Regions from separate parts of the Mus musculus genome. Here regions 2, 3 and 4 are each linked to region 1. A link is a loop called in an ENCODE intact Hi-C map of the cell type or tissue named here. Cell type or tissue: left cerebral cortex. All regions are shown on one strand. Each heading gives the region's core, and the rest is flanking DNA. Links, peaks and the distances in the headings are about the cores only. Region 1 holds the start of Pdzd9 (PDZ domain containing 9). Region 2 overlaps Vwa3a (von Willebrand factor A domain containing 3A). Region 3 overlaps Mosmo (modulator of smoothened). Region 4 overlaps Gm5737 (predicted gene 5737).

Region 1 (7,658 bases), core at 1,335-6,334:
GAGCTCTCAAGCTAGGGTGGGTGTTTGGAGTTCTGTCAGGACAAAGGGACTAAGTCTTCTAGTACCGACTAGGTATTAGGTGCTAGCTACCCCGGGAAGAGGACAAAGGGACTAAGTCTTCTAGTACCGACTAGGTATTAGGTGCTAGCTACCCCGGGAAGGGGGCATTGTCTTGGGGGAAAGCAGCTTATTCAGCCAAGGCTGGTTCATCAAGAAGACAGCAGAGGGCTGGGAGATGGCTCGGTCAGTAAGGTGCTTGCTGTACAAGCAGGAGGTCTTGCTTGGAACCCATGTGAGCCCAGGCACAGTGCCTATGACCCCCCCACACACACCCCCCACCCTCCACTGGGGAAATAGAGACAGGAGGATCCCTGTAGCCTGCTGACCAAATAGATAGTCTACACAAGTAAGGAAACATACATAAATGCCCTTAAAAGACTTCTATCAGATCACTCAACCTACAACCCTCTCCATAGCTGGGGACCAGTCCCTCTGCCCTGAGGGAGCGCCTGTATTACAAAGTGCATCTTGTAGTTTATTCTGTAACTTGGTTGTCATGAAGTGTGTAACCTGGTCGTCATAAAGTGTTTTGGGTTTTGGGTTTGAGGTTTCCTCAGTGTAGCCTTAACTGTCATGAAACTTGCTCTGTAGACCAGGCTGGGCTTGAGCTCAGAGACCCATCTGCCTCTGCCTCTTGAATGTTGGGGTCATTTAAAGGCAAGTGCCACCACCCTGGCCTTTTGACAGGATCTTAGGTAGACCAGGCTGGTATGGAATTTATACCCTGCCTCTGTCTTTCAAGAGCTGGGATGGCAGGTATGTGGTACCATGTCTGCCTAGTAAATTTTCAGTTCCTCGACATCTTCTAATAAAGTTGACTACAGGAAAAAGAACCACGTTGGTCCAGTGATTTGAATTCCCTTCATATCCCCCATTCTTGGGACATGCTTACCTGGATTTGACGAAACTCTCCTACTGTAATGAGATGCAAGCCAGAGAGATGGCTCAGTAGAAAAGTGCTTGCTTATGGGTCCTGAGGACCTGAGTTCAATGCTTAGGATCAGCATGGTCGAGGGAAAGAACCAACTCCTCTGACCTCTACATCCTGACCAGGACAATGCATGCTCATCTACACATGTCCATGTATACACACATAAATGTAATAAATCCTTTTATGAAATATAGCACTGGTTGGCCCAAATTTCACTGTATAGACAAGACTAGCCTCAAATTCACAAACACACCTGCTTTTGCCTCCTGAACACTGGAATTAAAGATGTGTGCCTACAGGAGCTGGAGAGATGGCTCAGCAGCTAAGAGCACTGACTGTTCTTCCGAAGATCCTGAGTTCAAATCCCAGCAACCACATGGTGGCTCACAACTATCTGTAATGAGATCTGATGCCCTCTTCTGGTGTGTCTGAAGACAGCTATGGTGTACTTATATATACTATAAAAAATAAATCTTAAAACAACAACAACAACAAAAAGATGTGTACCTACATATCAAACCAAGAAAAATTTTTTTGTAAAGCATATAGAAGGCTAGGTATAGGGACTATACCTGCAGTCCTTGTCTTTGGTAGGCTGAGGCAGGGGGACCACAAGTTCTTGGGCAGCACAGAGAGACTGTCTCAAAAAAGAAACAAAAAGCTTATTTCTTTTTATGGCTTAGTGCTCAATTTTGACTTGCTTCTTTTTGGGTCTGCAAGCATCTCCTGCAGGACCTGGGTGGCCCTCTTACTGGATGAGGGCACTGCCATCTTGAGGCAAATTGGAGCCTCTCATCACATCCTCCCACTCACCTATAATCCCTCTTAACCTGTTGTCAGAACCTCTCATGTGACGTATGTGCTGGGTAGCTTAGACCCTCATTTCTAGCTTTCAAGTTGCAGTTGTCACCCATGTCCTGTAAGACAGGCCTGTGATGCCCAGACGTTAGCTTAGTGCCAAGCACTGCTCCCTGTCCCTGTGGCAGCCGTTTGCTGTTTTTCTAGGGATTGCTACTGCTGACGACTCGTGGCCCAGTGAATGTTTTGTTTTGTGTCCAGGATCCATGTTAGTGCGTTTTCTTCCTCTGTTATGCCATACCATTTATAAAGAAATATTACGAATTTCAGAGTTTTCCCATCCCCAAAACTCCCTAAGTTCTCCTAAGGATTGGCCATCATTCCACTGGGTGGTCCAGATCCCGAATCGTTTCTTAGCATCTATACTCCAGGTTATCTCTAGCTCTTGATGCTGTGGGTTGGGTTCTCTAGGAAAGAGGTTGAGTTACAAGGAGTTATTAGAGACTGCTGTTGGTCCCCATATCTCTGGGTGGAGATAGAAAAGAAACAAAACTGAGCAGAGAAATCAGAGACTATAGAGTATCCATGGCAGGGCCACAGCTAGGCTTGCTGGGAGCCCTGTGATAACCCTGCACTGGCCACTAGCTGCTCAAGGGACATGGGGTCCTGAGCAAAAGGCCTTCGAGCAGCATCAGGAGATGGAGGAGAAGTTTACTTAGCTCTGAAAGGAAATCAGGAAAGCACAGCTCTTGAATTTTGTATCACACATTTCTTTTAGTCAGGACAACCCTAGTATCCACTCTAAAGCATTTTTCTACTCGAGAAGGAAAGATCACTGATGGGAATTATTCCCACATTTCTTTTTTTTTTTTTAAAGATTTATTTATTTATTATTATATGTAAGTACACTGTAGCTGTCTTCAGACACTCCAGAAGAGGGAGTCAGATCTCATTACGGATGGTTGTGAGCCACCATGTGGTTGCTGGGATTTGAACTCCGGACCTTCGGAAGAGCAGTCGGGTGCTCTTACCCACTGAGCCATCTCACCAGCCCTATTCCCACATTTCTAATCACTCTCTCCTGGCAGGAAGATGGAGATAAAGGGTGCACTTTGTGACAAAATATACTTGGCACCTGAATGGATTCCAGCCAAACTGGAAAAAGAAAAGGGTGGTCTATCAGAAGAAATGCAGCAGGAGGTTCCCTTTGCACAAAACCCTGCAGGAAGGGGTATAGCCAATGAAAATCCGTCCTGGTTTATTGTTTGGGCAGAGCTAGAGAAACAGAAGACTAAGCTGAGACCTACCCAGGCTCACCCTAAAAGTCTTGGCACAGCACCAGACTTTCAATAGGTGTTTGGTAACCATTTGTTACAGGACAGAGTGCCCCAGGGCAAGGTGGTTAATTTTTTCCTCCATCAGAGTGGTGATCCGCTTCATTATACTATTTTATCTTCTAAAATTTGTCTTCCATAATCTGTACTTTCCTAAAATTCTCTCCTTCATCTATGTTAAAAATACAATTTCCAAGCTGGTCAATGCTGGCACAAGCCTTTAATCCAGCACTTTAGAGACAGAGGCAGGTGGATCTCTATGAGTTTGAGTTTCAGGACAGCCAATGATACATTAAAACAAAACAAAACAAAACAAAACAAAACACAAAACCATGTCTCAAAGAAGAAGAGGGGGAGGAAGAGGAGAGGAAGGAGGAAGAGAGGAAGAAGAGGAGGGCAGAAGGAGAGAAAGAAAAGTTCTAGCCAGGCAGTGGTGTCTTGTGCCTTTAACCCCAGCACTTGGCAGGCAGAGGCAGTAGAGGCCTGGTCTACAGAGTGAGTTCCAGGACAGCCAGGGCTACACAGATTACACACAGTCTTGTGGGGAGTGGGGGATTAAAAAAAAAAAAAAAAAAAAAGGAAATTCAGTTTCCAGGAGGGTAAAGTTTCTGTCCATCTCGTCTACTTTCCTGTCCTCAGCATCCCCGCAAGCCACACCGTGGCTTCCAGTGGATTTTTGTTGTATGAGTGAATTGTGGGGGAGGAGGAATTATTTTTAGGAAATGAAAGGAAGCAATAATCTGTCTCTAATAGTGACTCACTGTTTTCAGGCCATTCTTGGCCCTTTCTCATGTAGAACACACATGAGTAAAGTACACTGGCACGGCAGTTAGAGCTGTTGATGTAACAACGTTTGAATACCACCATTCAGGGGATTCCGGGATCTTCTATAGTCTCCCAGCCTTGTTGCTCACATATGGAGGCCCTCTCCCCTCTATACTCTCACTCTGTCTCCAGTGTTTTCCCACAATGAATGAAGAGGCTTGTGTGAAGCTGGCACTCTGCTCATTCCTGCAGAAAAAAAGTTTTCCATATAATTTTCATACTCTACATTGGAGTAGTTTTCACTCTTGCCACATTTTCCAGGGTCTACTGAAGCCGTGTGGCAACTACGGGGCTGCCCAAAATCTGGGAAGCAGCCTTGCAGCGCCCCCTGGTGGCCATTCGAAGAGATGGACGGATCGAGGATTCCCCGTGGCCTGAGGTCCTCATCTGGGGTCTCGAGGATTCCAAACTGTTGGAAGTTGGGACAGATTCCAGCCTAGGCTTTGGGAGGATCAAGAGAGCCCTGCTCTGAGCAATGGAAAAGGGCTCTCTCAAAAGCAAAAATGGTAAACGGGGAAACAGGACGAGGGTGATGCCTTGGGTTCCAAGCCTTCCTAGATTTGCCTTTCCTGTAAAATGGGCAGTCAGCCACACGTCGGAGTCTCTCACCATTGTTTGTTGGAGATATAACTTTGCATGCAGTGCGATGTTCTTTTTTAGTGGACAGCTCTATGAGTTTCCACAAGTATGTAATACTCTTGACCACTACCACACTCAAACAAGAGAACATGTTCACTCCCCTTAATCGCCCTTTATTCACCCCCATTTCTTGTAGCTTTGTTGTTTTCTAGAAGTTTTTCCATGGACAGTGACTAAACATGGAACCATGTGTAAAGATATTTTTGAGTTAGTTCTTTCACTCTTCTCTCTTTAAACTTTTAAAATGATATTTTGTTGGGTGTATGGGGTTTCGGGGAGACCTTGTGTGAGTCCTCTCTTCCTACCGTGTGAGCCCCGGGGACTGAAGTCAGTTTGTCCAGCTTGACTGCCTTAACCAGATGAGCCGTCTCATCCATCCCACTGCTATTTTGTTTGTTTGTTTGTTTGAAATAAGATTACTTAATAAGTACATTTAACTTGTAAGCTTCAGTTCTCCAACTGAGGTTGTTGGAGTTATCCAACAAAGGTATCTGCTTTGAGAACTGCCGTGAGCCTCTTGAGTCCCTACCACTGGACACGGGAAGCTGAGAAGCCCATCTTAACAGTGATCCTGGAAATGCCCCAGACACACAGACTCGGCCGAGGCCTGGCGAATCTCAGAGCATCACTAGCCCTTGCAGAAGGAGCTGCGTGTGGTACAGAATGCTGTCTTTCCTCCCAGATGCTGTGTGGTTCCACCACTGCCCATTTCTACTGCCAGGCTGTGAGATGCTTGAGGGACTGCAGTCTGCTTTTACTTCTTCTCTCCATTCTGGGCTCCACACAGCAGCCAGGATGGTGATTTTATTCAAAACCATGACAACCTGAGATCATGTCCAGCTTAAATTGCTTCCAAGATTTCCTTAAGGTAGACCTGGATAGCAGCCCATCGCCGGGCCGTGGGCCTCCCCCACCTGCCAATGCTGCTCCAGGCAGCCCCACGAAGGCTGGTTTCCTCTTGCCTTAGACCCTTCTACCCCGCTGGTTGGTACTTTGACTCTGATTCATATTTACTCCTTCAGGGAAAGCTGGTCCCTGTCCCTATGTGAAATTTAGGTCCCTGTTGTGTTCAGAGCTCTCTGGACCTTTCTATTTAGCATCCAATTTGTGTTTACCTGGCTGACTGACAGCTGTGTCTTCTATGAGTCTGTAAGAGCCACAAGGGCAGTTAGCCCACCTGGGTCCCCATAGTTAATCCAGGGCCTGAGCACACTGCTTGTATCAGTAAACACTGTCAAGTGAATGGATGGTGGTAATGGTTTTATTAATGCTGTACTAGACCGTACAACAGCCCTTTACCTGTCCTGTTTAGCTTCCACATACTTTTCAACACTCATTTTCCCAAAGGGGAAACCGAAGACCAGGATGACTGCGACAGGGCTCCTGAAGTCTAGTTTCATGGCTCCGAAGCACCACTGCCATGCTGGTGTTGTCTTGATAAGTCACTGAAACAAATCCCCTTTGTTCTCTTAGAAAAAGAACAACTCTCCAAGGCCAAGGCGTCTGTAAGCAGCTTGAACAAAGTGATTCAGACCAAACTCACTGTGGGCAACCTGGGATTGGGCCTGGTCGTCATCCAGAATGGACCCTACCTCCAGATTAGCCACCTCATCAATAAAGGGGCCGCAGCCAGTGATGGAATCCTCCAGCCAGGTGACCGTGGTTCCCTTGTGCCTCCTTCCCACCTGCCTTCAGAGAGTCAGCCTGACCCTGAAGTCTTCCCATGGCCCAGTTGCCGCCACTCATATACTCCAGTCACACGATATCTATTTGGCTTTTAATGACACTCTGAGTAGGACATGTTCTTACTGTCGTCCTTTTGCGGCTGAGGAGACTAGAGCTTAGTGGTAGAATCTTCCTCGTCAGGTTCATTTTCATTCAGTGGCTCGGAGTCACCTCACCACCCTAGACTGTGCATGGAGACTTCTTTCCAGGGAAGTGCTAATCATAAGCTCACTAGTTGGAGCCTCGTCATGAGATTCTGTGTCACATTCAGGTATCAGTAATACCATATTTATATGCTGATTTAGATAACCAGTATGTCTTTGGAGACACGTGATCTCATTGCACCTTCTCAGCCCCCCTGGGGAGCATTCTGCACTGACCTACTATGCAAAGTATGCAGCCGCATAGGAGCTTGCCCTGGTTCTGGAATTTAACCCCTCCAAGCCTAAGGCTCTACCTCATCAAAATCACCTCACTTCTTAGGTCTCTGGGGGAACATGTTTTCTATCCAATGCAAGACATGGTTTTACCAGTGTTGGCTTTGGCCTCTGGTGCTGTGCCTAGGAGTCAAGGATGCATAGCAGGATGAGGGAAAACCACTTCAGGCTACTTGTTCTGAAATCAGGTCCAAGAACTGTCACCTTGTTGCCTTGTCAAAGTCACTTAGTATTTCAAGCCTCAGGGACCTCTTATCTAGATTGGGAGAGCCCCATCTTTGTTGTAGGTTGTTAGGATTTGGTAAAATGCTGTGAAGAGCTATGAAAACAAGAACTCTAGAAACATGCCAATTAGCTCTCATTCTCATGGCTTCTCTAGAGCTAGTTGTCTTTTAAAATTATTTTTTCTGCATGTATATGTGTGAGTGATATAGAGAGTGCCAGATTGGTGCTGGGGGGGTCTTTCTTTATCATATGTATCGAGGTGGAGTTTCTCATGTGAGCCTGGAGTCTGCAGGTGAGCTAATGTCACTAGCCAGTGTGCACTAGATTCCAGGTGGGCCGTCACATGCACCAGACATGTGCATGGGCACTGGGTACCTGAACTGTGGCCCTCTTGCTTGTCAGGCCCACTGAGCATTGCCTCGGCTCGAGCTGTCTTTGAACAATATGTGTATGGAAGAGAAGTGCTTCTAGATGGCAGGGGACGTAGGGTGGCAGGGGACTGGAGCAGGAGGTTGAGAGGTCACATCCGACCACATGCAGAAAACAGAGGACAAACTGGAGGTGGGGTGGGTCTATAAACTCTCGAAGGTCGCCCCGAGTGGCATAATTCCTCCAACAAGGCTCCAACAACTGGGAGACAAGTTGTTTAAATAACTGAGCCTAGGGGACATACTGGTTATCTAA
Region 2 (7,658 bases), core at 1,121-6,120, 84 kb before region 1:
TGTTCTATATTCCAGCCTGTTGTTGAGTCTATCGCAAACACAAGTCATAGGGGCTGCTCCCTTGTGGTGAGCAAGGTCTGGATAAATTCCTGGTTGCTTCTCAGCGGGATGATCTTGCTAATTTCCAAAACTGTATGCTCTAGATCTTTTCAGGTGTGTTCTGTCCCTTAGCGTTCCAAGAGACCTCAACAAACACTAACTGGTCAAGCAGAGACTAGGGCATTCTAGCTCCACCCGGGGCCCAGAACCAGAGCAGTGGGTGGGTGGGTATATAGGGGAATACGTCCTTATTTACCACAGGACTGAGCCATCAAATATGTGATGATACCTTGTGCTTAGTGACATCTGTGTCACTCAGTACTCTCAGCTCAGGCTATGTGCGCAGACCTGGTAGTGGAGCAGAAGAAACTCTACCTCAAGCACTTAGCACTGGTGATGCTTTCCAGAGCTAGCCTTGGATAGCCTTGACTTCAGACTGAGCCAGCCTTCCCTTGTTGATCTCTTCTAGGGTATTTCTGAGTCATTGCTTTGAACCGGTCCCATCCTGGGTGCTCCGGCTATGATGCAAGTAAAAATACTCTTGTCCTCTCACAGCTTGTGTTCTAGTGTGGATAGATGGACAGGGAAATGAAGTCAATATGCAGGAGAGTGTCAGAAAGGAACGCTCTTAAGAAGAAAGCAGGATGAAAAGTGGCTGGAAAATGGCAAGGGTGGTTTTGGGAGGCCGCCTAGCTGAGAGGCAGTCAGAGAAGGCCTCTGAGCCAGGCAACTGAGGGCTAAGAAGGAGCCAGCCCTGCCCACAGCAAGGGAGGCCATGCCAGGTGGCGCCAGGGAGGTGTGGAGAGGCGGGATATGTGAAGAGGGAAAGGGCAACATGAGCTGGAATGGAGTTGCGGTGGTTTGAGTGAGATTGGCCCCCTGGGCTCATACATTTGAATACTTGGTCCTCAGTTGGTGAAGGAACTGCTTGGGAAGGATTCGGAGGTGTGACCTTGTTGGAGGAGGTGGGTCACTGAGGATGAACTTGGAGGTTTCACACGTCCACAATATCCTAGCTGACTCTCTCTGTGTCACGTGGTGTTTGTTGTCTCTGGATGTAAGCTCTTAGCTACTGCTCCAGCACCATGCCTGCCTGCCTGCTGTCATATTACCTACCATGAGGGTCATGAACGAACTCTCTAAAACTGTGAGCAAGCCCACAGTTAACCACTTTCTTTATAAGTTACCTTGGTCCTGGTGCTTTTTAATGAAGACAGTAGTAAGTTAGAAGTGGTGTTATAAAAGTACAGACTGCACACGTATAAGCTGCACAAGTGTGTAGAGCAGGGTTAGGCAAGAGCCTCTTGTGCAATGCCTGCTGCTGTCTGTGTGCTACAGAAGAGCCTTGAATATAGATGGAGTTGGACCATTTACTTCACTTAACCTCAGGTAAAAGGCTGAGAAGTGGTTGTCTACTGAGGGTTTGGAATCCAGCTCAGGACCACTGTGAGACACATAGACACACAGACACAGACACACACACATGTACACACACACTCAGATATAGATACATCACACACACACATATCACACACACACTATACACAGATACAGATACACACACACCACAGAGAGATAGACATACACACATACCACGTACAATACTCAGATACAGCTACACCATACACACTCCACACACAGATACAGATACACACATATATACACTCCACACACAGATACAGATAGATACATACTCACACTCCACACACAGATTCAGATAGACACACACACACTATACACACACACACACAGACACACACTGTACACACAGACACACACACACACTGTACACATACATACACACACTCTACACACACACACACTCTACACACACACACACACACACACAGTAGCATCTGATGACTATGGAAATGGCCTGTCAAGCTTACCCTTGACACCCTTGGTGGCCCATCGTTGGACTTGGGTATATCAGGGTTTTCACTGTTGTGGGCAAGTGGGCTGACTGAAGGCACAAAGCTGTCTACTGCAGTGGGATGAGCCACTCTGCAGAGGACAGAAGACACGGGATGAAAAGGCCGGAAGAGTGCACACGTGGGCCTGTCTGTGCCTCAGCTTTCTTGCAGGCACTTCACTCTCCTTAACTAACTGTGTGAGGGGCAGGTGATGCTAGGATGTGACCTGCAGCACCTACAGTTCTCAACAATGCTTTCGGTTTTCCCTCGATTTGGTTATAAGCAGAGCTGTCACAAAACAAAGGCCTTGAAAACAAAGGCTGCTAGGGCTCCTGTACTGGTGTTGCTCACCTCACATTCCTTGCCCAGGACCAGATTTCAGGAAGAATATGTGTCAGGATATGTGAACTGTCTGATTTCAGGAAGAAATTAGCACTTGCTCAGGATATGTGAACACACACTCCTAATTACTGCAAACACTAACACAGTGCCTAGGCTATGCCGAGCACTTTCTATATAGTAGTTCTGTAACCCCATGAGACCGACACTTTTCTGCCGAGGAAGCTGAGGATTAAGTGATTTGGCCAAGATCGCACAGCTAATGGACCGCGATGGAGCTGGGATTCATCGAAAAAGCTCTGTCAAGTCAAGCTTGTAACCAAACACTACACTGATTTTCTGAATGAGCACGAACCGTAGTTCTCGGCACAAGAGACTGTCTCATTAAATGACTTAATGCTGTGACTACCTGTCCCGCCTTTGAGAGGCTTGCTGCCAGGCACCAGTCTTTTTCTTTCTTTCTTTCTTTCTTTCTTTCTTTCTTTCTTTCTTTCTTTCTTTCTTTCTTTCTTTCTTTCTTTCTTTCTTTCTTCCTTCCTTCCTTCCTTCCTTCCTTCCTTCCTTCTTCTTTCTTTCTTTCTTTCTTTCTTTCTTTCTTTCTTTCTTTCTTTCTTTCTTTCTTTCTTTCTTTCTTTTCTTTTCTTTTCTTTCTTTTTTTTTTTTTTTGGTTTTTCGAAAGAGGGTTTCTCTGTGTAGCCCTGGCTGTCCAGGCACCAGTCTTAACCACCCGCTTCAGGAAACAAGGCTCTGCATCCTGTGGCCACTAGGTGGCGCTGCCCTCTTCCAGGATACTGTGTGCGCAACACTAATCACGCACCCTTTTTCCATTTTGCACTTGAAATAGTGTGTCATGTTTCAGCCTGTGGCTTTTGCCCTGCAGATATCTGAGAGAGTCCATTTCTACACACATCACCTTTGACACTGAGGGCCCTCCTGCTCTTCTGCAAAAGTGGGCATTTAAAATTTTTAAGTTATATATATATATATATATATATATATATATACATATATATATATATATATATATATAACTTAAAAATGTGTGTGTGTATGTGTGTGTGTGTGTGTATATATATATATACACACACACACATATATATACACACACATATATATATACATATATATGTATATGTATATATGTGTGTGTATATATATACAAATATACATACATATATAAATTTTATTAAGAGGTTTTCATACAGTATAAAATATATATTATATGTGTATAATATTTATATATATTGTATGGAAATTATGTATATATATATATGTGTGTGTGTGTGTGTTGTTTATATACACACACATATAAACATATACTTTTCTAGACAGGGCTTTTTTGTGTAGCCCTGGCTGTCCTGGAACTCACTATGTAGACCAAGATAGCCTTGAACTCACACAGTGCTCTGAATGTCAAAGTGAAGAAATTCAATGAAGCGCGGGTAAACGGCAGGAGTAACTATGACTCTCTTAAGGTAGCCAAATGCCTTGTCATCTAATTAGTGACGCGCATGAATGGATGAACGAGATTCTCACTGTCCCTACCTACTACCCAGCGAAACCACAGCCAAGGGAACGGGCTTGGCGGAATCAGCAGGGAAAGAAGACCCTGTTGAGCTTGACTCTAGTCTGGCACAGTCTACCTGCCTCTTACTCCTGAGTGCTGGCATTAAAGGCATGTACCAATATGTCTAGCCCATACAATATATTTTTATCATGTTTTTCTCCAACTCCTCCCAGATCCCTCAGCCCCCGACCTTATGCTCTTTTTCTCTCTCCCCTGAAATACTCCTAGAGAAAACTGATCTTCTTTCTGCTTGTGGGTACCAACAGTGAGTAGCTTCTTCATTGGGGTGGGGGCCCTGGGTCTGTAAAGCAGACACTTTACATGGACAACCCTGACTGCTCAGCGCAGGGAAGTCAAAACCCTCTTACTGCTCTGGGAGGAGAAGCACGAGGCTTGTCTGTAACTGATAAAGCTGGGTCAGGCCCTTCCCATACCTGCGAAGTCAGCTGGTCTGAGATGCAATCAGATGAACAAAGACCCGAGTCACTGGGCGTCACTGTGCATCACTGGACACCACTGGCAGCTGACCCCACTGAATGCCTTCTTCTATCTGTATTTCCTCTTTATTTTTTATATTTAGACAGGGTCTTCTGTGTCCCAGGCTGGCCTCACAGTAGCAGAGAGCTGAGGCTGGCCTTGAACTCCTGATTCTCTTGCCTCTACCTCCAGAATGCTGAGATTACTAGGTCTGTGCCTCCAGGCCTGGTTTCCTTGTTTCAGTCTAGTTAAATCTGCTCTCCCATAAATGCCTAAACTTGAGAGAAGGAAAAGTTGACTGGTTTTCCTGGCTGTTTCATTGATGGTGTTATAAGGCTGGATATCCTTTGACTGATATGGAATTTATATTATAGTGTGGGTTTCTGGTGGGTGGTGGCCAGCTACCTTCCACTTACAACTTGTAGGGATGATAGCTTCCATGGTAGAGAGAATTCAAGAGTTGTCCATGATCTTAGGTAGAGGGTCATTTGTACACGGAATGAATCTGAAACCACAGTGTGGGTTTTTTGTTTTTTTTTTTCCCCTTTTATTTTAAAAGTTAAGCCTTCTGCCCTGGCCCTCCTGTTCCCACAACACTTCCTAAAGTCGACTTCTGGACCTAGGTTTTAGGGACTTCTATAGGAAAAATCTCTGGAAAGAGAGCTTTAGAATCAAATCTTTATACTCTAGGCTTTGATAATGAAACCAGGAGCCTCATATGATCCTAAAGGGGTAATGATGCTCCCAGAGGCTGAAGGATTAACTGTATAGCCAAGACAGAAACTCCTCGTTCATTTCTAAATCTAGGGGGCTACAGAGGGGACCTTGATCATATTCCCAGTGCTGGGTCCTCTAGAAGAAAGAGTTCCGCACATTCCCCGTTCCCTGCTATGGTTTGTAAGTGTCCCTGGTGAACTAAAGCAGTGTGGTTGTTACCAGTAAGTCCTGGGTCTGGTTAACATGTGTAACCAGCAATCCATCCTGTGAGGTTTGGGCGAGGTCATTCATGGTCTTCTTGTTCTCTTGCTTCTGCGGATCTCTGTCAGTGTTTCTGTCCATGCTACAAAACAAAGTGATTTGTTCAGTGCCCAGCCCATGTCGCCTCTCCACCATGAGTGTCTCTCTTTTCCCCTCTCCCCTCCTCTCCCCTCCCCCTCTCCGTCCCCTTTGGGTTCCTAATGGGAATCAGAAACCTTTTTTTTTAGTTCTCTGTGGAAACAGAAAGGATTCCTACAGAGTTCTGATAAAATGGTGGTTTGTGAGATTTTTTTTTGTTGTTTTTGTTTTTCTCTTACAGTTTAGGTAGATCTCAAAAGCCCCACTCTGTGTAAGATGTTGCAACGACCATTTATCAGCTCCCTCTTCAAGGCTCACCACCCTCAATTCTCATGAGCAAATTCTTACTGCTATTTTCATTTGGGAAGCCAGATTTAGCAGGGATTTTCCAGAAATGAATCACCCTGACCGTGGGAAGATATGGCTCCTTTGAGTTGTCATCATGTAACTACCTAAGCCTTCCTCTCCTGACCGGTGCAAGAACACAGATGCGATGGACAGACAGCACTTCTCCGGGTTGGTTCAGCTCAGCTTGAGTGCACTGGACAGTCACCAGGCACCCGCTGCTGTAAGGCTCCGTGCTCCACAAGGGTGAGGCAGTCAATGAGAAGAGCAAGCACTCCTTTGGCACTTTTCTTCTAAGACAGGGCCTCTATGTAGCCCTGACTATTCTAGAATGTGCTATAGAGCAGGCTGGCCTCAAGAAAAAAAAAATCACAGATCTACATCTGTTTCCTGAATGCTGGGATTAAAGCTGCCATGGCCAGCTAGTCTTGGTACTTCTGGTATGTGGGTAAGCAGGTCTGTTGGTCTGTTGTGGGACTGCCATGTGTTCTGTAGGGTGCTCAACAGCATTTCTGTCCTCTACCAGTCAGTTGACAATCCCAAGTGCCCTAGGCATGCCCCTTGGTGGTTACAATTGTCCACAGTTGTAAGGGGAACTTAGCCAAGCCACAATGCTAGCACATGCACCAGGCCAGCCTGCACTGCTAACATTTCTTCTCTGAGCCAATCTAGAATCTGCCAACATGGCTAGAGACCACTGATGCTGGATCAGGTGATGGAGTGAGCCAATGAGAAAGAGACAACACCAGATCTGGCTACTTGAAAGCCAATGAGGTGCAGGGAAGGGTTATAAAAGTTTGCCTAGTTCTAGCAATAAATGAGTCTGCCTTTGCCACTTGCTTGACTCCTGAAGTCTGTGCCTTCTTATCCCCACCCCAAGGGTCTTGGTCAGGGTTGCAAGCAACACCCAGTTGGGAGTCACTGAGGTGGATATTGCCTTTGGATTTTCAGAGTTTCTACTCATTAAAAGTAAAGATTTATTTTATTTTGTGTGTATGAGTGTTTTGCTTGCATATATGCAGTGAATTGCTTGCATGCCTGGTGCCCACTGAGGCCTGGATCCCTGGAACTAGCATCCTGGATGACTGCAGGCTGTCACATGGGTGCTGGAAACTGAACCCAGGTTCTCTGCAAGAGCAATAAGCATACTTGAGCTTTGAGCCATCTCTCCAGCCCTAGAGAGTCTATTCTTTTATTTTCTTTTTCTTTTGGTTTTTCAAGACATGGTTTCTCTGTGTAGTCCTGGCTGTCCTGGAACTCACTCTGTAGACCAGGCTGGCCTTGGTCTCAGAAATCCACCTGCCTCTGCCTCCCAAGTGCTGGGATTAAAGGCATGCGCCACCACTGCCCAGCATGACCTTCTATTCTTGATGAGGAAAGTTATATTAAAAAAATCAGTAGTGGGCTGATGGGATAGTCTAGTGGGTCAGGGTACTTGCCATCACATCTGACAACCTGAGACTCATTTCCAGAACCTACTCTGGAGGAAATAACAGACTCCTAAAAGTTGTCCTCTGACCTCCACATGCACATGCATTCGTGTATATATAATGCATGTGTATGCACACACACAAATATTAAAAAATAGTTACAGGGAGGGAGGTCAGTAAAGAAGGGGGAGGAGGGACACACCACACCAGGCTCCTAACACTGTTTGATAAAGTCTCAAAGAACCACAAGAACCATAGACTAACAAAACCCCTGTACCAGGTGTGAGAAACCTCCTATTGAGTGGTGGTTACGGTGGTGTCCAAGTTACTCCACAAACGATACAGACCATTGACACGGCCCTTGGCTGCCTTTCAGGGGGTGAGGCTGAGCCTTTAGTACTAAAGACACAACAGACTTAGGATACAACACTCAAATGATTCAAGCTTCATCTGACCTGAAAGCCTCTTTCCAGCAACCTAGCTTCCATGTTT
Region 3 (7,658 bases), core at 1,786-6,785, 57 kb before region 1:
GTTGACACAGGCATGGGAATGTGGGGAGGAAAGGACTGGGTTTTAAAAGTACTTGTGAGTTCAGAATCAGCTGCATTGCTGTTTCTACAAAAAACAAAACAAAACAAAACAAACCCCAACCAACCAAACAAACAAAAAACCCCTTAAGGTTTAATGCAGTCTTCAAAGCAAATGAAAGAATGGTAGCTTTTCAGCACACACGTGTGTAAAGCATTAGAGGGAATATTGTATTGCTTAAGAGTTTGGTGAAGATCTACTAATACAGATAAAATGCGATTTTTATGGAAGAGCAGAACTAGTGTTGTAAATAGCCAAAACAGCCAGATATTTGCTAGTGACCTTAATGTTTATGTGAAGTTGTATGCCTGAACGTATACACTGCATTGTTAACGTAGCAGACTGAACCAGTGGAAAAAATGAATGTACAATAGATGACAATTGTTATTCATTCCAACAGTGTCAGATTCCCCAAACTATAAGGTTTGGCATGACCTTACCTTTACTGTCATATACAAATAAATTAAACTTAGAAAGAATCTTTAGCTTAACTTAAAATTGCACCTAGAAAGGTATGGAGTTATTTGTACCTATTACAGAAACCTGTCAAAATCAAAGGCTGCTACAAAGAATGAGGTAAACTGAAGACTCTCTCCACTATGCAGCCTTCAGATAAATGGCTTTTTTCTATTGAGTTCTAGGTTGCACACCACAGTGTTTTGCTAGCAAGCATTCAGAGTTCTCGTCCAGGAACTGTTTGCATGTGTGCATATACAAATGTACACACACATACACACACACACATATACACACTGTATACTGCATCAGCAAAATATATATATTATATATATATTTATATAAATATAAGGAAGATTTCCCCCACCCACCCCAAACTTGTTTCTTAGTGTTTTCTTTTTTCTTTTGTACACAGAGATTAGGGAGTTTTAGAATTTTTACATACATTTTAGCAAACAAGTTTTGATCTATTGGCTTCTTGGTGCAGTAATGCAACGGCAATCCATTGTGGTGCCAAAGGCTCATAACATGACAAGGAAATTGAGAATACTAATATCTTAGGAGGTGAGGCCAGCCCCACACGAACCTCCTGCACCCTTCTGGTCCATCATGATTCATAAATACTAGACTTTCCCCCCTCTCAAATGAATCATTAGACATTAAAAACAGATCAACAGAGTCACAAGGGGCCACATGCTTTCAGCATAAAGCACTCTCCTTCACTAGGTTGCTATCACAGTGCAGACTGACTGCCTGAATATGCTCAGGAGATTTAGTCAATATTGTATTTGGTTATGGAAAAGGCTCTCATTCTTTTTTTTAAATCCAAAGTGCATAGTGAGAACAAATCAAAGCAATTTTTCCTTTTCAGCATCAGGTTCATCTAAGCATCTTCCTATGAGAGGACTGCCCAGATGCCTTCTCTTTGTCCTCCCAACCTCTAAAAATAAAAAATAAAATAAAAAAATAAAAAGAGTTAAGCCGTTTAGACATTCGTCAGCCTGGTAAACAGACTTTGCCAGCAAACAGAAGTCCTACTATTGTGAAGAAAATCGATAAGACAAAAAGTACATATGATGACCCAACTACTGTGTTGTTGGGTAACTTATAAGGTTGACCTCCGACTTCATTGATGTAAAATCCTATTGGAAATATTAGGGCAGCCATACAGAAAAGGATCACTGTAAAACAAACCAAAACACAACATTAGTAACATGCTTTGGTGATGTAAAAAAAAAAAAAGAACAATGAAAACTTGGTACAAGACAATTTCTATAAGGGTTTGTGGACTGATAACAAGGCCAAACCTGTGGTAGCACAACCAACCCTTGTCAGAAGACCTGCATGTACTACATTTCACACAGTAACCCCGAAGCCCAGCAAACCAAACACAGGAAAGCTGGGTTACACATCTTTATACAGGTTTTTAGAGGATCTTGAATTATGAACATTAAGGTGTGTGTGTGTGTGTGTGTATGAAGTTCTAACCCTTGTATGTCTGCCTGTCTTAAACATTTAGTAATTAAAGATAGAATTAGGGGTAAAGTTCCAGCTGCCTGTCTGTCATAATCGTTTATAATTAAGGGCAGAGTTGGGGGAAGTCCTGGCCCTAGTATTTAATAGCTGGCCTGTTTCTTTCAATAGGAGAAATATATAGCACGTACTAGAGTGGTAACTAAGCCATGTCAAGACCCTAGCAAAGTGTAGGCTGACAGAAGTGCTAAGTAGACACTGTTCCATTACGTCCCAGCTGTCAGCCAGTCCTCCTCGCAGCAGTAGAGGGGACCTAGGAAAAGGTGCAGGAAGTCAGAACGACTTCTCTTACTTTCATTTTCACCCAGCTGGAGAAAGACGGTCAGACCTCTGGCATGGCTAGCAAACTGTCAGAGTGGTTATCTCTCATGGACAGTGTTCCAGAGCAGTAACATCTCTATCAGGTTTCTGAACACACACAGACAACAAAGTGAGGGAGGGAGAGAAAAAAAACCTTTGGGCTTACAAACACAATGAAATATATTTTTCAAGAAAATGTTTCTAGAAAGATTACCAGGAACACCAGTATCTAGGCAGAAATCATGTCTGTCTAACCTTTTACCAAATCCTGTGTCCCCCAGGCTACCAAAGCAATGCTTTTCCCAGGAAACATAAATTATCCACAGCAAGCTTAGCTTTCCTGAGAGAGTTTGTGCCTCTTGAAGGTGGTAGTCAAGAGCTCATGGTCCCGTGCATTTCTTAGGATAGAAGGCTCTCTGTGAACACAGATGAACTAGCTGCTGGTATGAAGATCTGAAACCTTTCCCAAGATAAACCTATCTCCAGGAATATTAAAGGAGCCCTGGACAAATGTATCAGTTGACGATAGCTTCTGGGTAGGTCAATCAGAAGGACTTAATGGAATTTTTTCCTAGATGAACTTCCAATAATACACTAAACAGTAATATTTGCTTGAGTAGCATATCACTTGAGAAACATATCCGTATACTTTTGTGCTCTGTAGCACTGCAGTAGATTATTCTATATTGTGTAGTCAGAAAATCTATTTCATTTTAGACAAATGATTATACAAAACAATATCAAACAAGCAAACAGATTCTTTGTAACTCCTTCAAGTGAAAAATGTAGTGAAAAAACTAGGGTTTGTTGGGTGTTGGTCTTTTTTGTTAACTAGCCACCAATAAACACTTTTAAATAAAAGTGTGCGTGAGTGAAATAAAACTAGTCGACTAGGAGCCACGGGGCTGAGTGGAGTGCGTATGAGCCAATCCTAGCTCCTGGGAAGTACAGGTAAGAAGACCTCAAGTAGCAGGCTAGCTTGAGTTTGCACACACAGTGCGACCCTGTGTCAATACACATACACCATGTGAAACACATGCACTTGCATGTTTATTCTTAAAACAATTTTTCCCTCTGATGTTGAGTAGCTTAGGAAACAGTAAGACAATCCAGAAGCAGTTTAATAGGATGCACAATGTTCCTTAATGTTTAATAGGACGCACACATAATGGTCCTTTATGATGGGCAATAAATACTATTCATTTAGCAACTACAGTTACACTTGAAGAGTATTTTGCAAACTGATTAGGAAAAGCTCAATTAAATTTTGAAAAAGCAATGACTTCCTATTTGATCTTAACTTTAAGGCCTAGGGAAGGAACTTGGTTCCCTGTACTTTCTGGGGTCCAGATGTATGTAGATGGGGGAGGATTTAAGGTATTAAGAGCTGTGAAGTTACTTCAGATCTTAAACCAGCTATCACAGCTGAAGATCAAGCTCTGGGCCCAAGTAAGCTTGCAACAATAGCTTTGTCGCCTCTGTGGCACGGGATGCTGGTAGTGACAATAGGAGCAGTAGCAGATGAGAAGGTAAACCAGAGTGCAAAGGGGCTGGAGATGGCTCCGTGGGTAAGGCGGCACACCTGTGCAGGTCAGCGGTGTGAGTTCAGGTCCCCAGCACCCACACAGAAAGCTGGGCATGCTCATGCGTCTGGAACCTGAGTGGGGAGGTGGTTGGTGGAGACAGATGGATGTCCAGGTGGCTGTCCAATCGGTCTAGCCAAATGGTGAGCGCCCAGTTCAGTGAGAGATCTTATCTCAAAAACCAAGTGGAGAGTGATAGGGAGGACACATGACATCAACCTTTGACCTCCACATGAACATGCACTCACACATGGGCATGCCCACAGACAGACAGACACACACACACACACACACAGCAACGAAAGAATAGGGTTGGACTTAAAAGAAAAACGACTCATTTTGTCTCACATGTCCGATAGGCAAGACCCTTCATGTGGGGCTCTCCTGGTAGAGGGTGTACCATTACACTATTACAAAAATACTACCCTAACTAATGGAAGATTCATATACAGCAGGGCTCAGGTACATCTCCAAGGGCAGGACCACTAGGGGGAGCTAAATTCCTCCCTGGACTGCTCTTCAGCCAGCAAGCAGAGTAAGGTAAATGCCAACCTAAATAACTCACTCCAAGCCATTTTAAGTTATAAAGGTACAGAATAGAGACATTTTTATAAAAGTATCCATTTTTTAGAGTAGATATATGCTTCAATATATATAACTCTACTGTTTAGAAACTTCCAAAAATAGTATGTGCCTCTGGCAGAGAGGTTCTGAGGGCTGGTGACAGTAATGAATGAGACTTCACTTGATTGCCCATCCATAACTCTGAATCACTCTCATACGCACATGCAATTTCAAAAATAAAAGAAAAAGTACATTGCATTTTGGAGGCAACGATATATACTTATTGTTGAAGGGGATGAGAAACAAAGATAAGCCTGGTTCTTCTCCCTCTGTGGGTGGGTATCTTGGGCTTCCTTGCCTCATGTAAGTTTGGGTCATTAGTTTTAAGTTTTTGGCACTCCTTGATATTATATTACTCATTAATGACTGAATCTTCCTGGAAAAGTGACTGTGTCTGTGAGTAGATGAAGAATGGTTTTCTCTTTATTTAAATTCCTCATCAACAATTTTCAGCTAGGGGCTTCATTTCTGTAACTGCTTCTGGCCCTTACTCTCTGTTAAGAGTTGTCTCAGATCTCTGACAAGAAAAATATCAGTTGTTTCTTATTGCTTAATAAGGATAAGGAGTACTTGCTCGCCTCAAAGGCAGCTTGATCTAAATTTTAATATTAAGGGAGATGTGTAGACAAAACTAAAACAAAGTCAGAAACGAAGTTCCAAAGAAAGCTGGAGAGACAGGGACTCCTGAGGGTGCAGTACTACCCTGTAGCCTCTAAGGATAAGCTTCCAAAGTGTTCAGAAATTAGATCAGTTTTGCAAATTACAAGTTAATATTATATGTAATATATAAATCCATGATACTGCAGGGAATAGCTTAGTAGAGTAAGAAACTTTGACAATTACTACAACAACTAAATGTGTTGGTTTTTCAATGGTCATTCAACCCAGAAGAAACAAAAATCGACAATATTAAAAAGCAAATGACTGCCTTCACCTAAGTTATATGTTTTCCCAGATTTATCTTTATTTTGCTGGCAGACACCAGTACTTTCCAGAAGTGGAAACCACTCAGACTACTGGTAGCTCCACAGCACAAACCTGAACCACTTCAGTTACAGAAAGGAATAACGCCTCATTAAAAGAGCATCCACACAACGCAGTTACAGCTGTGGGTGGGCGTCCTGGTCTTGCAGTGCGGACGCTGATGGGACTGTGTGGTCTATTTCATGGCCAAGTGAGTGGTGCTCCAGGAAGATTTACCGCTCCTTAGGACCGATCTTGATAGTCGTCGTGAAACTGCCACTGTGCTGCCTTCTAGAACAACTTAGTAAGCATGGCTACTTACTTCCAGTGAATGCTATCCATCGAGCATATTTTGTAGCTTCTCTTCGCCAGTGGGAAGCCACCAGCAAACCACATGTGACAGTCAAGGAAATGATTCCCATGATGATAAAAAACAGGGTGGTGACCCATTCTGGGGGAAGCCGAGGAGGGATGCAGGTCCGGTCTCGTCCATGGATTGTCTGACACTGCCGCACCAGGCCCACAGTGAGTGCTCCTGGGAAGATGCAAAGGGAGGGAGTACTTCAGTATGCTTGGCATGCCCAGGGAATATGCCCCAGCAAACCCCTTTCAAACTTAAGTCTTGGTATCTGTGTGGACAATCCAAGCATTTAATCAAGGAATTCTCTTCAGCAGTCTGCTGCTGTTTATAATGATACAGTGCTTGGATTAATGTAAAAAATGAACATAAGCAACAAGAACAAGCCTCAGGAACCATAAAGGACAGTTAGTTCAGCCATTTATTGAACAAACACATGTCTTTCTGTCATGACAATCTTTCTACAAGGACTAGAGACTGGAGCCCAGGTTGACTGTATACGCTCAGGAGTTGGCCTCCTAAACAGGTTTTCAGAGTACTTGTGTCAGGCACTGCTCTAGTTCCAGGGAAGACAGCAAAGCTGCCGGCTGGGGCCCCGGCCTTCCTGAGTCTGCACATTGGCAGCAAGACCTGGTCTTCTCTGCTGCTAGATTCAAGACTCATTGAGTAGCTCTTTATTTTGACTGAGAAAATATATTTTAAGAAATTAAACACAAACTTTGAAATATACAGAATGATAATATATAAAATTACATAATGCATTAAACACTAAATAGTTATCAAAACTAAAAGGTTTGACTATTTTTATTACTATATAAGAGTTAACACCATCACAGGATAACAGGAAAATGCAAGTTATGAAGCAATCTGTAAAGTACCTCTGACATCATTAATTTTCAAAAACTGTATTAGTAGTATCAATATGTATGGTGGTGTAAAAGAGTGATGTGTGTGTTGGGGGTGAGAGGGGGGCATGCAGGCCAAAGGACAGCTTTGTGGAGCAACAAGAACAAGCTTCTCCCATACTGATGTGGGTTCCAGGGATCAGACATGTGGTCCAGCCTGTGTAGAAGAAAAAGTGGTGAAAAGGCTCCATAAAGCTGTAAACCTGAGCTATGACCATCCCTCTCTAATGATAATCTATCTGACCAGAACTCTGAGAAGATAAACAAATCCCTTTCATAGTACTGCCACCCACTCTGTCCTCAGGTGCTGCTTGGAATCTAGAAACTGAGAGTTGCTAGGGGATAACATGACTTCTTAAGCAGTAAAAGGTTCCTCTGAATGATAAGTTGAGGTGGGGCAGAGCCTTACTATGCTAAAGCATTCTATTTGTAATTCTGGAAACAGAGAAGGCATTCACAGAAGCGCCCGTGAACTCCTAACCGGAAACCACTCCTGATCATTCAGCAAAAGACTTTTGACAAACTACCTCTGTGTAGTCGTGGAGCTTATAAAAGCTGCAAATGTCGTGATGAAAGACACTTGCACACAACACTGCACTGTGGATCTCTACTATGGAGGCAACTGTCTTTACGATTCAACACACAAAAGCAGCTTGACTGGCAACTCTCCCCACCTACCCACTCGAGATCTGCACTGAGGGTTACCTTGTGCCCCCAAATCGTAAGCTCCTACCCGGTGCATTGGACTGAGAGCTCTCTCCGGCATTCTATCTCTGAGTCCTCCCTGCTCTCTGACTAAGCACAGGATGAGGATGTCCAGTGTGCCCGCTGATTGTCAGGCTCTCTGAGTAAGACAATCTTTGTTGCCTCCCCTGTCTA
Region 4 (7,658 bases), core at 1,414-6,413, 150 kb before region 1:
AGTCAGTTCTTCCCTTCTACCATGTGGGTCTCAGAGATTGAACTTCCCTAAGATCAGGCTTGGTGGTGGCACCTTTACCCATTGAACTATCTTGCCAGTTTTCAAGTTCTCTCTTTTGAGGCAGGATCTTACTATGTAAGACCAGACTGGCTTCAAACTCTCTAGGTAGCTCAAGCTGATCTTGAGCGCATGATCCTCCTGTCTCAGCCTCCAAAGTGCAGATTCCCACACCTGGCTCTCTCCTATTTTGATATGCTGACTTGGGTAGGAGAGGGAGGAATTGGGAGTGCTTCCCTTCTGTCCTGACACCATTGCTTCTGCCAACGTGAAGATGCACCAAAATGCAGCTAGCTTACAGAGAACTGTTATTTATATACAATCCTTGCAAGTTGTCATCACCTGGGCTACAGGTAATGCATATCAATCATTGTGGCAGAGTACAGAATACAGAAATCTCCCACCTGGGTAACAAGTTTACAAGTCTTTGATTTCAGTAACATCCCAAATGCATTTAAAAAGAGTAGGTCCAGCCTCTGATGCGACAGAAACACAGCCCTTTGTGACTTGAGGGCTACCGTTCCCTTGGGCAGCTCACAGCAAGCCTGATGCCTGCTTGCGCTCTTATTAGGAGGCCAGCAGAGGGCAGCAGCAGGGCACACTGTCCTGGTGGGGTGGGACCAGGGAGTGGGAGCAGATACTGACCTGCAGGGGTAAATGGGAGAGTCCAAGGTCAAAGTCTCCACATGCCCCAGACTTTGGAAGAGGGAAGCCTCAGGCCTCCTCTGCCTTTCAGCTAAGTCTGAGTCATAGCTGCCTCTCTCCTGTCACTGCACCACTTGAGGCAGGCCTCAGAGCTCCAGTCTCTTCTTTTACAAGAGTTACAGTCACAGTTACAGTTGTTAGAGGCTCAAACTTAAGCGGGGTAGGCCTATGATCAACACAGCTGTAGTGATATCGAGACATTTGCCCCTCTGCGTGCAGGGTCTGGCTGGGTGTCCCTGCACAACCTATTTAAAGTCCATCACCCTCACCCATGGGGGCCTCGCTGGCCTCATCCTAGTCCAGGCCTTGGGTTTCCAATAATGTAAAACACACATGTTGTTTGCATACCTGGCCCACGGGATTTCACACTCAAGTTCTTCCTTACCTGTCAGATAAACACAGGAGGTCGGTACCTGGATCCAGGGCTGACTGTACCCCAGCTTCTCAAACTGCAAGGGAACACGGTCTGACATGAGAATGGGTTGTTTAGGCACTGGCTGGTAAAGAAAGACTACCTGCTTTCCATATCTTCCTGGCAGGGCCTCTCTCTCTCTATGTAGACCAGCTTGGCTTCAAATGACAGAAATCTGCCTGCCTCTACCTCTTGAGTGCTGGAATCAAGGGCATTTACACTATGCCTGACATCATCACCACCATCATCATTTTGCACACCAATCTATTCCTTGATCAGGATAATTCAAATAGTTAAAAACAGAACAAATCTTTTTTTCCCTGTTTATGTGGTGTGTGTGTATGTGAGGGGGGGGGCGGGGCACGTACTATGATGCATATGGAGATCAGAAGAACAACTTGTTGGAATCAGTTTTCTTTTCCAACCACATAGGTCCTGGGACTCTTTATTTGCTAAGCCATCTCTTATCTATTGGTTTTGTATTTTCTTTTTTTTTTTTTTTTCTTGTTTTTTTTTTTTTTTTTCGAGACAGGGTTTTTCTGTATAGCCCTGGCTGTCCTGGAACTCACTCTGTAGACCAGGCTGGCCTCGGACTCAAGAGATCCACCTGCCTCTGCCTCCTGAGTTCTGGGATTAAAGGGCGTATACCACCAGTGCCTGGAATAGGGCAGGTTTTTAAACTTAGACTGTTTCACACCATTTAGATTTTTACTATATCCACCCACACATGAATCTGTTCCCAGGTTCTTAAATAGAATCTGGTTTTTTCCCCCTCTTTCAGAACTGACTGTACTATTAAAGAAAAAGATAAAGCTCAGCAAGTGTGTGGAAAGCAAGAGGAAGTGCTGGAAGAAACAGACGGGCAGGGAGTGAATAGAGCTGTCCACCTGGATAAAACCTCTTCAAGTCAAAGCTAAACTAATGAAGGCAGGCAGGCTGGAAAGAAAGGGAACACTCTCCCACTGCTGGGGAGCACTCTCCCACTGCTGGGGAGCAGACAGGAGTCCTGCAGGCTCTGGAAAATACTCTGGCAGTTCTTCCACGGGAAGCTAAGCTTAGAGTTACTGGTTAGCCCGGAAACTCCATAGAAATACACAGTAATGCAATCCCAGCACCGTGTGTGTGTGTGTGTGTGTGTGTGTGTGTGTGTGTGTGCATGTGCACACATGTGTACCTAATGAATGACAGCAGAGGTTGTCCTCTGACCCTAGCAGGCACGTGTGCTTACATACATGTGCACTTGTATACACAGGTGCAGACATACACATATCACAGAAAAAGGAAAGGAATGAAGTCTCTACCTAATACATGTCACAACGTGGATCAACCATGGAAACTAAGGGGGAAGAAGCCAGACAAAGGCCACTCCTCCCATGAAACAGCCAACATAGGCAGGGCAGTTGAGAGAAAGACTCACGTTGCCTGTGGTGGGTTGGGCTTGAGGGTAAATTGATACAGGGCCACGTTGCCAACAAGAGAGGCCTGCTTTACTTTTCTGAAGATGAAGACCTATTCTAAACTTAATTATGGTAATGGTTGTAAAACTCAGACTATAATTTAAAAAAGAAAACTATGTTGAATTGTATCCTTTCTGTAGGTGGATTGCATAACTTGTAAGTTATATCTGAATAAAAGTACTTTTTAACATAAAAAATTACAAAAAAACCCTCTACATGTATGAGTGTTTGTTTTTTTAAAATTTATTATTTTTATTTTATGTTCATTGGTGGGTTTTTTTTTTTTTCGAGACAGGATTTCTTTTTTGTTTGTTTGTTTGTTTTGAGACAGGGTTTCTCTGTGTAGCCTTGGCTGTCCTGGAACTCACTTTGTAGACCAGGCTGACCTTGAACTCAGAAATTCTCCTGCCTCTGCCTCCCAAGTGCTGGGATTAAAGGCGTGTGCCACCACATCTGGCTGTTCATTGGTGTTTTGACTGCTTGTATGTCTGTGTGAGGGTGTTGGACCCCTTGGATCAGGAGTTACAGACAGTTGTATGCAGCCATGTGTGTGCTGGGAATTGAACCCAGCTCTCCAGCTCCCATGTAGGGAGGCGTGTTTTGCTTGTGTGTATGACTGGTGCTTGCGGAGGCTAGAAGAGAGCATGGGATCCTTTGGGACTGGTGTTACAGATGGTTGCTAGCTGCCATGTGGTGATGGGCCTTAAACCCAGGTCCCTGGAAGAGCAGCCATCGCTCATAACCATTGAGCCATCTCTCCAGCCCCTGGAAATGCTCTTTAAATAGAGCAAACCAGAGCTGCCACTGGCCCAGCAGGACACGATAACCCCTATACCTCTACCCAGGTTTCTGTGCTCACTTTCCAGATGGGCCTGGTCCAAAGGAGACTGTGGGTTGTTGAACGAGGTCAGGGGTCTCAGAGACCAAACTCCCTCCTCCCTCTAGGATCTGGTGACCACATACCTGCCTAGGGATTTCAAGCAACCTCCCCTTTCAGTGTAGGACCACTTGTTTTAGCAAGGGCCCTGGATTCCATCGAAAAAAAGAAATGACATTAGATTCACAGGCCAGAATCAGTGCAAATCAGGAGGCAATTATAGAAAGGTCAGTGTCAAAAGCAGGAACACATGGTTCCACTAGGGGGCAGTCACAGCCCAGCTTCGGCTCTCCCAGTGCCATTCAGGCACGTGCCAAAAGGGTTGGCTTTCTAAGGTAAATTCATGGTTTTGGTGGAAGGAAAGGATACAAGGACAGAGGGTGGGGTTGAGAGACTCACTCTGGGCTAGGGGTCGGGGAGAACACCTACCAGTGGGGCCATCCACTCAAAGAGGTTGACACTCTCCCCATCATTGATGTAGTATGCTTGCCCGCTCTGAGGGTGACAGGAGGGAAGAGGTACAGTCAGGTGTCTGCCCACAGCCTGATCCCCTCTTTCTCCTGGCTCCTGGAAGCTCCTTCGGCCCTCTTGTCCCCCTAAGCAGTTCTGGGAAGAGACCTGGACAACACCTTAGTAAAGCAGTATGTGGTTTGACAACGCTAAAGAAAGACAGGGTAACTCTCTATGAAGAGCTGTAATTGGCTTGGCAGAAATGATGGTATTCTAAAGAGACATGGATGTTGTGGGCCTGGTGTCTGTCAATCTGACTATCAGACTATTCAAACAATAGACACCCCCCCCCAAAAAAAAGAGAATTTCTTTAGGGTACTCATATTGGGAAACTGGAAGGGCCCTAGCCAGAGGGGAGTTTATCTCCTTTCATTCAATTGTAACAACTACTCAGACCACCTAACAGTTGAGGACTAAGCCCACTTAGTGACCTTGAGCAGGACTGTGGAAACGTGCATATTCCAGGGACTCTATTTAAACTTTAATCTCACTTCAGGACCCCAAGACAGACTGGAGGGATCACTGGGTCCTTTTAACTCTTGTTTTTCAAGACAGGGTTTCTCTGTGTAGCCCTGACTGTCTTGGAACTCGCTCTGTAGATCAGGCTGGCCTCGAACTCAAAAGATTCATGTGCCCCTGCTTCCTGAGGGCTGGGCTAATTTGATTCTTATAATTGGCTTCTGAAGGATTGACTTTGGCCCCGAGTTTGGTAATAGGGTGACCACCCTGACAAGCTGTGTGACTCCGAAGGACTCACAGGACCTCACTGTACTTCATTTTCTTCAGCAAGATGAGTATCATGAGGACTGTGACATGCTTCCGTTGGAAGCTGTGATGTCACAGGGTCACGGTGAGCTAATTATGCTCTCTGACAGTTCTGGGCCTCCCTCCTTATGGGGACAGGGATGTCACAAAACACTCACAGCCACGTAGCCTTTAGCCATGGTGAGACCCTCGGCCGCCAGCATGTGTGCCTGCACCAGATTCTGCACATGGACCCAGTTCATGCGCGTCTTGCGGTCCCCAAACCGGAACATGAACAGTCTCTTCTTGATGTGGCTCTGGCATGGGGGAGAGGTGACAGTGCAAGCTCACCTGGGTGGCTTTACGCCTTGTATACACGCTCATAGGCTAGACTCCCACCTCCCATGTCCCAAGTTGTCTGGACATCTCTGCTTTCTTGTCTCATAGATAACCTTGGGCCACCTTTGAGCTTCTTAACTTTTCTCATGCCTCACATTCAAACTAGCTGTAAACCCAGCTGCCTCGACCATTATGTCTGTTCAGAATCCAGCCACACCACTGCAGCCCATCTCGCCTTGGGAGCGACAGCAGCTCCAGTATGGATTCTGTATGCATCATAGTTGTCCATTCCCTCTGCACCACCTGATCTGATGAATGCAGAGCACATGGGCTGCCATATGAACACTGAAAGGCAGACAGTGCCTGAAGCCCTTCCAGACGGGGCCAGCTCCTTCACAACTCCTTCTATGGACCCCCTCTACTCCTTGGGCTACCATGACCCCAGGGCTGTCTGTCTCTTCCTGGACTTTTGAGGAGATGCCCCGTGTAAAGGATGCCCCGTGTAAGGGCTCTTGTCTAAGAGCCTGCCTGACCTGCCCATCTCCTTCCTCCCGTGGGAAGTTTAAAATATTTCTTTCTCCAAGGGGCTTTTCCAACTTCCCCAGAAGCCCAATCCCCTCCATCCATCCACTTTTTCTTTTCTCCCTTTGCGTTTGGCATCTCCCAACACTCTTTATAATTCAGCTTGCGTATTTCTTTTAATCCATCTCCTGGTGTGAGAGCAGAAGCCACACGAGGGCAAGAGCATCTGCTATTTGCTGCTCTGTCCCTAAGCCAGAGCAGTAATGCGCACACTGGAGTAGTTCAGGAAGTATTTGCATGGGGAACTGTCCCTGTAGTTGACCTGTAAGAACTGGGCAGGGGAATATTTGAAGCAGCAGGGCTGGACAGCACTCCCTAGGTGCCCTTCCCAACTCCCACAGTTTTGCACTCAGTCAGTCCCAGCCACAGGGATCTCATTACATTAACCTTCCTCACACTTAGGTCAGCGCTCAAGCTGCTCCTCTACCTGGCATTCCCTTCCTCTGCTTACCTCAGTTTCTCGGGGGTAGGGGTGGGGGTGGGGTAGGGGTGGGGGTGGGGTGGGGGGAATCCCCCTTCCTCCTTCCAGACACCACAGGCATCCCTTCCTCTTCTTACCTCAGTTTCTCAGGGGTGGGGGTGGAGTGGGGTGGGGTGAGGTGGGGGGAATCCCCTTTCCTCCTTCCAGACACCACAGGCATCCCTTCCTCCAGGAAGTCCTCCTGAATCTCTCCTGCCAGGCTCATTTTCTCTAGTGTTTCTCTACTTGGCCGTCACTATGCTAAGTTATGACTGTGCCATCTGTCTCCTTGACTAGGCTGTGAGGACATGAAGCCTAGAGCCCCCTGCAGCCATAGTCCCAGAGCTGCAAAAGTCCAATCAGCATGCACACCACGTCAACCTGACTCCTTCTGTCTCTGGTCACAGGAAGGCTAGGAAGACCTACCGCCACCCGGGGCAGGTGTCTCTGTTCTTCAGGACCATAGATCCCTGGGGGACGGAGCACACAGGTGCGGAGGGTGCCTCCTCCTGGGACAGAAGAGAGGGTGGTCAGGGGCATGCAGAGGAGTGGCACGTGGAGGTGGGGGGCCCACAGCCAATGAGGACGGGAGGCCAAAGCCATCTACCTCTCCTGCTTCTGTATGGAAGGCCCAATATAAATACCTTGTGCTGACAGCAGCCCAGTTTCCTTGGGGACCCTCCCCCTCACCGCCCACAGAGGTCCTTATGGGTGGTGTTCTTAGGATGTTTTAACCTGGAACTATCTCATGGCATCATTGGTATTAGGCCCACAAACCCTGAGGGCATTGGCCATCAGCTCCTACCAGCCCTTGAGCTATTTATGATCTGTCCTTTCTAAACCAGTGACTTTTTTATTCCTACAAATCTGTTTTCCTGACACCTCCATTGTATGTTCCCTTTCCCCATGAATAAGCCAGGGACAGAGCCTTCCATCTTTACCAAACACCTTTCCCTTTACAATGAAGCCCAGTATTGTGGATGATAGATTGGTCCCCCAAAAGATATGTTTGCTACAACCTGCCAATATGGCTGTGTTTGGAAAAAGGGCCTTTAAGGTTGTAGTTAAGGATATTGGTGAGTTGAGATCATTGTAGGTTTTCAGCTGGGCCTAATCCAACTACAGGAGTCTTGAAAGAGACCAACAGAGGCCAAGGAGGCCATAAGAAGGTCAGGAGTCATCTGAAGCCGGAGGAGACAGAGAGAGGCCTCTTCCTCAGAGCCTTCAAGGGAAGGTCAACCCTCTACACTAGCTAACACCAAGACTCCAGGCTCTGGCTTTCAGATGGCAAGAGAATGTTCTAAGTCATTGTGAGAGTTGCAGGACACTGACTCAAGCAGGCGCAAAAGGATACAACACACTGACAGGGCACTGTGACCTACTTCTTAGGATTCTGGCAGTCAGTCAAGTGAAGGCCATCTCAGGACTAGCCTGGATTACAGACCACGGTAATGGACCTCTGGTGACCGTGGCTGTCCTCCTGGAAGGCAGGTGTCAGCTGAGCTTTTCTGTGTC

The links. Peaks named below come from ENCODE experiments on the same cell type or tissue, not always from the same donor. Only the 100,000 strongest peaks of a DNase experiment are listed, where the experiment ranks them.
Region 2: a loop joins it to region 1, with 10 times the contacts of the local background. A loop is called at or near these places in 25 of 42 quality-filtered maps.
Region 3: it touches region 1 in a loop (3-fold over the local background); 24 of 42 quality-filtered maps call a loop at or near these places.
Region 4: it touches region 1 in a loop (7-fold over the local background); 40 of 42 quality-filtered maps call a loop at or near these places.

The regions. Positions count from the first base shown.
Region 1 is chr7:120,666,962-120,674,619 of GRCm38, reverse strand. Pdzd9 (PDZ domain containing 9) reads left to right here and starts at 4,277. Exons shown (of 4, transcript NM_001040136.2): 1 at 4,277-4,454; 2 at 6,061-6,240. The coding sequence starts at 4,424. In left cerebral cortex, for the core only: CTCF peaks have their summits at 1,422 (motif pointing left) and 4,281 (motif pointing left); a DNase peak (open chromatin) is centred at 4,269.
Region 2 is chr7:120,750,272-120,757,929 of GRCm38, reverse strand. Vwa3a (von Willebrand factor A domain containing 3A) reads right to left here. Exons shown (of 34, transcript NM_177697.3): 3 at 5,272-5,395. Among named protein-coding and RNA genes, the nearest start is that of Vwa3a, 15 kb to the right of the region's middle. In left cerebral cortex, for the core only: a CTCF peak has its summit at 3,056 (motif pointing right); DNase peaks (open chromatin) are centred at 3,067 and 5,820; H3K27ac peaks cover 294 bases.
Region 3 is chr7:120,724,513-120,732,170 of GRCm38, reverse strand. It overlaps Mosmo (modulator of smoothened), which reads right to left. Exons shown (of 3, transcript NM_001164580.1): 2 at 5,839-6,051; 3 at 1-1,694. The coding sequence ends at 1,510. Among named protein-coding and RNA genes, the nearest start is that of Vwa3a, 11 kb to the left of the region's middle. In left cerebral cortex, for the core only: a CTCF peak has its summit at 4,410 (motif pointing right); a DNase peak (open chromatin) is centred at 4,413.
Region 4 is chr7:120,819,617-120,827,274 of GRCm38, reverse strand. Gm5737 (predicted gene 5737) reads right to left here. Exons shown (of 12, transcript NM_001370881.1): 7 at 6,570-6,652; 8 at 4,942-5,079; 9 at 3,938-4,003; 10 at 1,148-1,211. Among named protein-coding and RNA genes, the nearest start is that of n-TLtag1, 12 kb to the left of the region's middle. In left cerebral cortex, for the core only: a CTCF peak has its summit at 3,761 (motif pointing right); DNase peaks (open chromatin) are centred at 1,970 and 3,779.